Regions from separate parts of the Homo sapiens genome. Here region 1 is linked to region 2. A link is a contact called in ENCODE Hi-C data. All regions are on one chromosome and are shown on one strand. The core of a region is the stretch at or near the end of the contact, and the rest is flanking DNA. Distances in the headings are between cores, read along the strand shown.

Region 1 (5,134 bases), core at 654-3,153, 160 kb after region 2:
CGAGAACAGAGGACAAATAAATATTTACGAATTGCTTGTCTCACCTGAAAATGGTTTATTTCTAGGTTTCTGATATTATGGGGTGCAATGGCGGTAAAGAAGCAGTTCTGGTTTCAGGAATGTGATCCTGATAGCCATACTCCAGAAAAAATCAATAAATTCCCTTGGCCCCATGGGCTCATGCTCTTCTAGAAGGGAAGACAGGGCTCTTAGGTACTTTCAGCGCTCGTAGAAGAGTGTTGTTACAGTCCCATGACCAGTGCAGGGGATGTGCCACTGAGAATCTTTTCACTGATGCTTCATGGGCTTTCTCTATTCTGCTACTGGGTTTTATTTCCCTTCTTCTAATTCTCCCTTTACCAACAACTAATCCCCTGTAGATAATTAATTCATCAAGTGCCTGCTCTGTGATGTCCGGACTGCTAGAAGTGGTAGGGGGACTCAAGAGCCAGATGAAGCTAAGGGCACGCCTGTCTGCTCTCCAGGGACCCCTGGCGTCCCTTTCTCCTGGCAGAATGACTGCTATCCTTTGAGGTGAATCCAGTTCAGCTGTCACCTCTTCTATTAACCACTCTCCAAAAACAGCTAATCCTTCTTCTAGGCTCTTACCGCAGTTATGAAAGCCTATGCTGACCCTTTGTTTAAACATGTGTACATTAACAGTAATACATTTAAGACACTTCATGGCAAGGGCAATATACTGCGTTATTCTTCCAAATCAAATAGTTGGGCTCAGTCCCCCATTCCTGCTACTGGGGTACAGTCAAGCTCAGTCACCTTTTGGTGAGCCTTTCCCTAGTTCTTGGAGTCTTAAAAGAATCCCGTGGTTTTCGGCAGTTCAGAAACCCAGGCATTGCCGCTGCGTGGTCCACGGGAGTTGCTCTGGTGGAGCTCGGATGCCCGGGGGCTGCAGGAAAGAAGGTGGCAGCGCCCCCTACGCGGACGCAGGGCGCTGCTGTGCTCAGCAGAAGGGAGCAAATGGGATGGAGCTTCAGCCACCCTGGAAGCCGCCCCTTGGCGCCTTCCTCCCTCCCTTCCTCTTTCCAAAATCAAGCCCCCTCTTCAACATCAAGAACTCTCCGCACTCCCTGGACCTCTCAGAGCCTCTCCTCATTTACTCTTTCCAATGCGCTGGCTCAAAAGAGCCTAGATAAGAACACCAAGTTCTGGCTGTCCTTCCAGCAAAGAGTTAGGAGTTAACTTTTCAATCTTTTTTAATCTCCTTTAAAAAAGAATGAGCCATACATTAGGGTAACCACTGGGAATCCCATCACACACATTGGCGGCATCTCTCCTCCCCGACAGGGTGCCTCCAGCACTTCAGATCCCAGCCGAGAGTCTGGCTGCTGGCGCCCAGCAAACGGTGCGGAAAGCAAACCGGGGCTCGCGGAAAGCGGGAGGAGGGGGGCTTCCTCGGGTCTGTTTTGTCTGGTTGGCAAGACTTCCGAAGCCTGGTTCCCTATAGCTGCCACCCGGTCGCTGGCGTGGAGGAGGGAGTCCGGGAAGACTGGACCCCAGAATTGTCCCGGCTTTCTCCCGAGTGCCCAGCGCAGCTTCTGGCTGAGAGCGGGAGCGGGCTGAGTGGGGACAAAGAACGCAAGGGAGAGGTAGAGCCTGGCCTTGGGCAGCCCCTGGCCTGGCCAGAGGCGCGAGGCCGAGAGCCCGCTCGGTGGAGACTGGGGGTGGAGGTGCCCGGAGCGTACCCAGCGCCGGGAGTACCTCCCGCTCACACCTCGGGCTGCAGTTCCCTGGGTGGCCGCCGAGACGCTGGCCCGGGCTGGAGGGATGGGGGGGCGGGGACGGGGGCGGGGGCGGGGCTCGTCACGTGGAGAGGCGCGCGGGGGCGGGCGGGGCGGGGGCGCGCGCCCGGCTCCTTAAAGGCGCGCGAGCCGAGCGGCGAGGTGCCTCTGTGGCCGCAGGCGCAGGCCCGGGCGACAGCCGAGACGTGGAGCGCGCCGGCTCGCTGCAGCTCCGGGACTCAACATGCGCTGCTCGCCGGGAGGCGTCTGGCTGGCGCTGGCCGCGTCGCTCCTGCACGGTAAAGCCACTGCCTCCCCGCCCTCCACTCCTCCGTGGGATCCCGGGCACATCCCGGGCGCCTCTGTGCGCCCCGCGCCTGGGCCAGGTTTGGGATCTCCCCGCCGCCGGGGAGGGGCAGCGGGGGCGCTGCGGGGGCTGCTTGTCTGGGCTGCACCGGGTGGGCGGCGGGGGACGCCGGCAGGAGGGAGTCGGGGGTACCCCCGCCGGCCTGCCCTGAGCCCCCTGCCCGGGTCTTCTCTCCTTAAGTGTCCCTGCAAGGCGAGTTCCAGAGGAAGCTTTACAAGGAGCTGGTCAAGAACTACAATCCCTTGGAGAGGCCCGTGGCCAATGACTCGCAACCACTCACCGTCTACTTCTCCCTGAGCCTCCTGCAGATCATGGACGTGGTGAGTCCCGCCTGGCTACAGGGCTGCCCTCTCCCCTTCCTGGGCTCCGAGGGGCTTTTTAGACAGCGTCGGGCGGCCAGGCGGTGGAGCTCGGCTGGGGCACTCTAGTTGGCCCCAAGCTAGGCAGGGCCATGCTCTGAGTCTGTCCCCAGCCTGCCCTCTCCTGAGTGTCTCATTTCTCGGTTTCCCCTCCAGCCAAGGAGGGACCTGGTAAAGCTTATTCCATCACCCTGGCCACCTGTGCATGGTTACTTGGGTCCCACCTTTCTCTCAGGTTAGAAACTCAAGCATCCTGAGCTGGGACTCAGTAGCAAGAACAGGTGAAGTTCACTTTTTAATCTCCCTTATGGTGTAAGTGTTGACTTGCATTCCAGCATTGTCAATTTAGCCACTTCTAGACTTTTCTGCCGCCTATGGTATGTAACTTCTTTGGTGGGGGCCTGGCCCTGAGCTTTGCAGCTGGCGAATCTATCCAGGCAGAGGGCAAGAGGGCCAGCTGTGAACTTTCACTGTGACCCCATCTTAGGAATGGGCATGCTTTGCCTTCCTGGTGAGGACAGGTACTGGGAGTCCTGCTCCGAGGACTCAGGGTTCCCCGTCAGGAATACATGTGTCTGTCCCTCCAGGCAGCTGCCATCAGTTCCGTGGGTCTCTTGCCTTGCAGCCTTGCTAGTGCCCACTTCAGTTAGCCAATCTGTGTAAACTTGCCTATTGTTCCTCTATGCTGCTTTGGATATTCAATATTCATGGTATATTCTCCATACAATACAAATACTTCACACAAGTGTTTAATTCATTATAAGTGGGTTTGGTGTCTTGTCTATACGGAGTATCGGATTCTATTGTGGAGCACCCTGGAGTGTGGCAGGGTGGGGCACAGGGATAATAATGTTCATTGGGAGGGAGAGCATGATGGGAAAGAGGTGAGAGAATAGCCACAATTACTGGTTAAAAAAGAAATAGTGCTAAGAGCTACCTGGCAAAGTGGAAAAAGGTAAGAGGTGATATTTCATAATCCTACAAATAAACAGTTACCCGCACTATCATGTTGATGAATGGTATATCACTTAACCTAGTTAAAATTGCCATCATACATTGCCTCCTTTCCAACGCTACACTCGCCTCAAATGTGTTCTTCCTCCTACAGACAGAATCATGCTTTAAAATATTGAATGTATATGTGATGATGTGGAAAAGTTATCATGAGAAGAGCTGTAGGGGAAGGCAGGTTCAGTCTCATGTGTTGCAGAGCAGCAAAAGTTGCTGTTTATGGAGCAGTTCCTCAGTTGCTTTAAAGAGCTCAGGATTTGTACTTGGGATCTTCGGTGGGTTCTGTCTGTGTTGGTTTCTGGATGGCTGCTGTTAGGTAAGTTTCTTAAGCATCTTGAGCCTTGGCTTTCCGGCTAATAAAATGCACACTGTCAGTCATTGTGATCAACTAAAGAATATGGAAACAACTTGAAGAGACCTTAAAGCTAGATATGTGATTATGGTCATTTTCATGCAGAAACCACATGAAAAAGGACCAGGCAGCAGAGCTAACACACCCCGCAAGTGGTGTGTGACAGGGTGAGAAAGGGACAGTAGCCCCCTCTTCCCCCATTTGTCCAGGGTCAACTCCAGCCAGGCTGTCACACTGTTTGTGTCTGCTCCACAGCTGTCTCTCTTGGAGTGGGTGACCCTGTATTGCCTGGATGGGGGTGATGGTGTAGTAGCCCCTCAGTAGAGGAACAGGAGGAAGTCAGTAGAACAGGCTCCTGAGGTTGCAAAGGCTGCGGCAGCACCTTTTGGAGAAGAGACCACTCGCGGAGAAGCTGCAGGCTTTCTTCTGGGAACTTCTTCTTTAAGAGACTCTTAAGAAACCAAGTTATTATGAGGAGCTCTGAGTCTTAGGAGAAGTTTAGGCATAAGTTAGTGTTATACTACATGAACATTTAAAATAACTTTTGTCATGTTAGAAAATTACAAAAATAGCACATTGGCACTTTGTGTCAATGACATTCCAGTGTCCTTAGGAAATGCATGTGAAGAAGGCTGTCAGCAGCCAGAGGTCATGGGAAGGGGGCGGGAGAAAGTTTATCTCTCACCTTAGCCGTGGTATTGGCTGTGAACACATTGAACTTCCCAGCCAGGCAATGCTATGTTCATGGAGTGGCCTTGAACAAACTCACTTACCTTTCTAAGCTCTGTTTTCTCATGTGTTAAATGAGAATAATAATACCTGCTTCAGAGGGTTTTGAGAGGATTAAATGAGAGAAAGTGCTTGCCCACACTGGTGATTCACTGAAGGTCTGCTCCATCTTAATTATGTAACTACTCAACTCAGAGGTCAAGAAGTCCATGCCTAGAAGGGTGTGGTCACATGCCCAAGGTCACTCTGTGATTAGAGGTAGGGCTATGAGGAAAACCAACATCGGACAAGTCCTTTGTCTTTCATCTGCTGCTTCCTTTAGACTTGGTAACTTCGGCAGAACAAAGTCATTTAATTTATTTAAACTGGGTGAATTGTAACTAATTTAATGTGACTTTCCTGAGATCCTGGATGAAGCCGAAGTCTCTATCAGACATAACAAAATATGCAAACATTTGTATTCCAGCCTTACTTGGCTCTGCCTGGTTTTTGAAGCAGAGCCAGGTCTCTCCAGCTGAAATCTCAGCGCTCTGGACAGAGACACAATGGTTCTCATAAAGGCTTCGTGTGGCAAAAT
Region 2 (5,563 bases), core at 1,955-4,454:
TAAGTGGACATCCGCCACCTATAATTCAGTGCAAGGGGTCAAATAGGCCCCTCTGGGAAGTACTACCACACAGGGTCCCAGGGCCTAAGTCAATCGGGAGTCAAAGCCAGGAGCAAACATCAAGGGTGTGCAGGAGAGGATTTCCACGGGGTTGCCCTGGCTGGCACATTCACGCCATGACCAGGACACCAGCCTGTAGTTCACTGAAGTCAACTTTCTCCTCTCCAAACTAACACTCACTTCCGCAGTCTGAGAAGGCACTCAATCCTGAGACTCAAAGTGTGCTAAGAGCCACCTTCCAAAGACATGGAGCCACTGAAGCAATCTCTGCTAGGGAGGCCTACATTCCAGACTCCACAACCTCTGGTCATTCAAGTATGTGCCCCCAACCCTTCCTTAAGTTTCCATCTCTTGGAAGACAGGCATGCGGGAGCGGAGGGGGAGGGGCGGGGGGCGGGGGCGGAGCACACCGGCGCACACACATGCACCCACCTCAACTTGGAGATCCACTCCCAAGGTGGCTCTGACACAGGCCCGCCAAGCCGCGTTTAGCACGCCCCCTGCTGGCCCACAAGAGCTAATTCAACCTTTCTTCCGTGGGCCTAAGGCATGAATAAATGACCTTAATATCCCAAAGGGAACAGAAAGAAAATCAGGGCAATTTTTACTTCTTAGAAACGGAAGATGTGACAGTGATCTCTTTTGGGAAATCACTGACAACTCCCAAATTTAAGCACTCTAAACATACAAGCGGGATGAAGAGGCTTTAAAGCGGTTGTTTTAAAATGTTTTGGGGAAATAAGTGACCCATACCTAAAGATTTAGTGGAAACACTTCCGTTTGAAGTTTTACTAGTACTACAGCGAGTTAAACCATAAACGTGGTGAATATTTTCACGAGTCTACAGGTGAAAACAAAAAGATGGATACGGGGCCAGATTGATTTCACAGACTCCATTTTCAAAGAGTTTGCAATGCAGACCCTGAAAAACCAATCTTCATACTATTGAGGACATGTTGTAAAGAAGAATCTCTGCCACAACTCAAGAGTTAAGTTCTACAGCAACTACACACAGCGGGAGCAGTGTCATCCAAAAGCAGCTCACTTGGAGCCAGTTTCTCATCTCACTTAGGCACACCATTGGGAATAAATGCGGCACCATCAGGAGGTCAGAGGCCAAGAATTACACACACTTGCTCAGAGAAAGGTGTCCCCTCTCCTTCTCCACCAAGCTTGGGGGCCTCAGGAGTTACTTTCTAAGGGAAAACCTGCCATCTATGATCCAGGCCCAAGTGAGACCCGCACGTGGCAATACTTCGTAAAGCGGCGATTTCCACCCATTATCAGCCTGAACACTAAAGGCCTAAGTAACCACTGTTTTCCCATTCTTTTCACACCAATACAGGGTTCAAGAGATTGAAGTTCCTAACCAGGTCCCAACTTTTGAGTGGCATATGGTATTAAATTCCTTACAGATCCAATAAAATCACACTAACAATTTAAGGCATGCTTATTTTAACCAATTAGGAGGTGTCATTAATTATTAAATACAAAAATGTCAATACTTTTGTCCCTTATTGGATATCCTTTCGATATGATAGGCTTGAGTAGATACTCAGATTGCCTTGGGAACTTGCTTAGTTTTGTTCCCATAAGAATTGGTACTAATGGCACACTCACAATAAAATAATGGAGTGTTGATCCCATTTAGTGGGGAATGTTTATCCAGAACTGAGTGTGCCGTGCAGATCTACCTCTGTTCTCGTGAACCCTCTTTGGGTCTTGAAGAGGCCTTTGAAGCTGGTGGGACACACGGCTGCTGGGAGGACCCTAGTGAACCTGCCTCCCCGCCTTCGCCCAGGGCAGGCTTCTCCGGGCACACCCTGGAGGAGGAGGAGGAGGATGGTGAAGGACACCTGCAGATTTTCCTGAAGCAATTAAGACCTGTAAAGATTTAGGCCCCGCTGTCAACCTTTTCCTGGACACATTATCTGCCTCATCATATTTTTAAAAATTGTTCCTCTTACAGCCCACTTCCATTTACAAAGGTATCACCTGGCGGTAACCATGTGCATGTCATACATGACTTTCCCCTGGATCCTTGTGCTGTGGATGAAGCGTTTCCCTGATCGGGGTCTCACAAGTTTCCCTTCAGCTACTCTTAAATCTATACATTCTCAAGCCAATAGACAGAAATAAAAGTCATTTGCACTTGTGTGAGGTAGCTGAGTTTACAGAGCAGAGGCAAATCCATTTTATTACAGAGATTCTCAAAGGGCTGCAATAGCTTCACCGGGAGGGAGGAGGGTACACTTGAGCGGTTGTGTCCAATGAAGGAAAGTTTTAGTTAATGATGACATCACTGACATCTCCCAAATTTAAAGGAGCACTTAAAGCACCGCAGATGCAATTTTTTCCCCTCCAGTGAGGAGATACTAGGGAAGGCCTCTGGGTTCACAGCCAAATTGCCTTAATGGTTTGCCTGCTGTCCAGCGAGACCCAGCAGAGCGAGCGGGACGGCGGTGCGCCGGGCCGCGGGGACCCACGCAGTCACAGCTCCGGTGCCCGGCGAGCGGCCTCGCGCGCGGCTCGGGGCCGGGCCCTGCCCGGCCGTCTGCAAGAGCCGCGGGACCCCCGACGCGCGCGCACGGACCGAGGGGTCGGTCGCCCCACGCCTGGCATCACGTTCCAGTGCGGACAGCCAAAGGGCTGAGCGGAGGCAGCAGCCCCGACCCAGCGGTAGCGCCGCGCCCTGCCCGAGAGAGGCGCGCCACGCCGGGCCGGAGCCGGTGGCCCGGGAGCCCGCGGGGTCCGGAGCGGAGCCCGCAATGCAGACGCGCCGGCGAGCCCAGCCGGGGCCCGCGCCCCCCGCGTCCCCGCGCCCCGGCCCCGCGGTCGCCCGGCCTCAACGCCCACCTGCCTCGCCACGGAGCTCGGGAAGGAGACGGCGCCGGCCCCGCGCCCGGAGAGCGCACCTGCCTGGTCCGCGGGCCCGGCCCCGCCGCCCGCCGGCAGCACCGCGGCCAGCGCCGTCTTACCTGCCGCGCCGCGCCGCTCCGCTCCGCCAGCCCGCAGCGCCGCAGTCGCCGCTACCCGACTTCCATTTTCTCTCGCTTTAAAGGAAAACCAGATCAGCTGTTTTGCTCCCGCTCGGGCTCCGCGGCCCCCTCCCCAGCTGCCGCTCGCGGTCCCGGTGGCCTCTCCTCCCCCGCCTCCTCCCGCGCTCCGCTCCGCCCCTCGCGCCCCTCCGCTCCGCCCGCGGCCGCGCACAACGCCCGCCTCCCGGCTCCGCCTGCTGCCTCCGGGCGCGCGCCCTCCTCTGACGTCACCGGTCGCGTTCGCGCCCCGCCCCCGCCCCGCGCGGACGTGCGCGCGCCGCGCCTGTGCCCCGCCCCCGCCCCTCCGGGGCCGGGCACGGAGAGCGCGTGCTCGCGGCCGCGAGCCGAGGAGGGGACGTACAGCGCCCGCGCGCCCGCGAGCCCGCTCCGGCTCTCCCATGCTTGCCCCTCGGGGTGCTCCTTCTGCGCTCTCCGCCTGGACTGCAGGAAAAGGCTGCTTAAACAGCCTGCCTTTTCCTGCTGCCTGACTCGCGCCATCTGCGGCCACCTGTCTCGTTTCTTCCCCCTGGCTGGCGCACCCTTCCTTCCTAAACATCCCAAACTTTCTCCCACCCAGGCTGTCCAGGCTGCAGTTTCTACGCCCTGCGCTGGGGCCTGTGCATCACGCCTAATCCAAAGCTGGTCCTTTTACCTCCCAAAAAGGTTCTCTGACCTTTTCCCATTTTTTGCCTTCCTCTAAAGACTTTTTCACGCCACCCCTTCAGATGGTTCCCCTCCCTGATGGCAAGACCTGCTCGCTGCTCTGGGCCCTTCTCACGTCACCCTGTAGATGTAGTCACGCTTCCTTATCCCAAACAGGACGTTATATTGCAGATGACCCATACCATCCTGGTGTACTTCTAAACAATCATTATTTTACTTTTAGTTTAGGACTTTTTGCTTGACTTTAAACATTGTATATGTTTAATAGTGTTTAATAATTTATTTGACTTTTAAAATTGATATTCAGTAAAATTGGTTATTTGATATATAATCCTGTGATCTTGAACCCTTGTTTGGATTCATGTAACCACTAGCGCAATAAAGAGCTCCCTAGTTCTGCCCTTTTATAACAGCGCCCCCGCCAACCCTAACTTTTGGTAACCACTGATAGGTTCTCCATTGCTACGGTTTTGTCTTTGTGAGTGTGTCGTATACATGGAATTACGCAATATGTAACATTTTGAAACTGACTTTATTCCCTCATCATTATACCTTGGAGATTCATCCATGTTATTGTGTATAGTAATAGTCCTTTTTATTGTTGAGGGGAGTCTCATTATTTGTACCACATTTTGTTTAGTCACCCACTGGAGAATATTTGCGTGGTTTCCAGTTTTTGGCGACTGTGAATAAACATTCTATAAACATTTGCATGCAGCGTTTTGTACGGACAAATTTTTTAAATTAGTTGACTAAATATCTAGGAGTGCAATTGCTAGATCTTATGGTAAATTTGTTTAACTTTATAAGAACCAAACAGTTTTCTAGAGTGGCTATAGCATTTTTATAACTGTCAGCAAATATGAATCCCTTTCCTTCATCCTCACCAGCACTTGATATTGGCTATCTTTATCTATCTATCTGTCCATCCATCCATCCATCCGTCTATCATCTATAATTTTAGACATTCTAGTAGGCATATAGTGCTATATCGTTGTTAATTTTCAATTTTCTACTGAAAAATTATGTGGAGCAACTTTTCATATGCACCTGTATATCTTCTTTGGTGAGATGTTTGTTCACATCTTTTGCCCATTAAAAAAAAAAGGTTGTTTTCTTATGGTTGAGTTTTAAGAGTTCTTTGTGTATTTTGGATAGAAGTACTTTATCTGATACGTGTTTTGCAGGTATTTTCTTCCAGTGGAAGCTTGTCTTTTCATTCTCTTAACAGTCCTGTCCTGAATTTAGGGGAAGTATCCAGTTTCTTACCACTAAATATGATGTTAGCAGTAGGATTTTTTTAGTTCTTCTTTATCAAGATTAGGAAGTTCTCTCTATTCCTAGTTTGCAGAGTTTTTATCATGAATGAATGTTGGATTTTGCCAAATTCGTTTTCTGCATCTATTGATACGGTCATGTGATTTTATTTTCTTTAGCTTGTTGATATGATGGGTTACATTGATTTTCAATTGATTTTCAAGGAACCGGTCTTGCATACTTGGGTCAAATTCTACTTGGGCATGGTATATAATTGTTTTTATACACCATTGTATTCAATATGCTAATATTTTGTTGAAGACTTTTGCATCTATGTTCATGAGAAATATTTGGCTATAGTTTTCTTTTTTGTAATGTCTTTAATTTATTTTGGTATGCCGGTAATGCTGGCCTCATAAAATGAGTTAAGAAGTAATATTTACTTGTATTTTCTGTAAGAAATTGTAAAGAACCTATATCAATTCTTCCATAAATGTTTGGTAAAATTCCCTGGTGAAACCATCTGAATCTGGTGATTTTTTTGA

The links. A loop is a pair of places that touch in the nucleus more often than their neighbours do. Pooled maps may share reads with other maps.
Region 1: a map of gastrocnemius medialis shows a loop between it and region 2 (11-fold over the local background). The contact joins the promoter of CHRNA7 here to the promoter of OTUD7A in region 2. A Hi-C loop is called at or near these places in 6 of 168 maps with a recorded cell type or tissue (Caco-2, ascending aorta, gastrocnemius medialis and 3 more), 14 of 37 single-sample maps with no recorded cell type and 24 of 50 pooled maps.

What each region holds. Positions count from the first base shown.
Region 1 is chr15:32,028,612-32,033,745 of GRCh38, forward strand. It overlaps CHRNA7 (cholinergic receptor nicotinic alpha 7 subunit), which reads left to right and starts at 1,904. Exons shown (of 10, transcript NM_000746.6): 1 at 1,904-2,038; 2 at 2,287-2,426. The coding sequence starts at 1,984. LOC124903441 reads right to left here and starts at 1,985. Exons shown (of 3, transcript XM_047433397.1): 1 at 1,946-1,985; 2 at 1,246-1,777. The coding sequence starts at 1,985. RefSeq lists an enhancer at 1,963-2,528.
Region 2 is chr15:31,867,469-31,873,031 of GRCh38, forward strand. It overlaps OTUD7A (OTU deubiquitinase 7A), which reads right to left and starts at 3,205. Exons shown (of 13, transcript NM_001382637.1): 1 at 3,039-3,205. RefSeq lists silencers at 378-672, 3,168-3,237.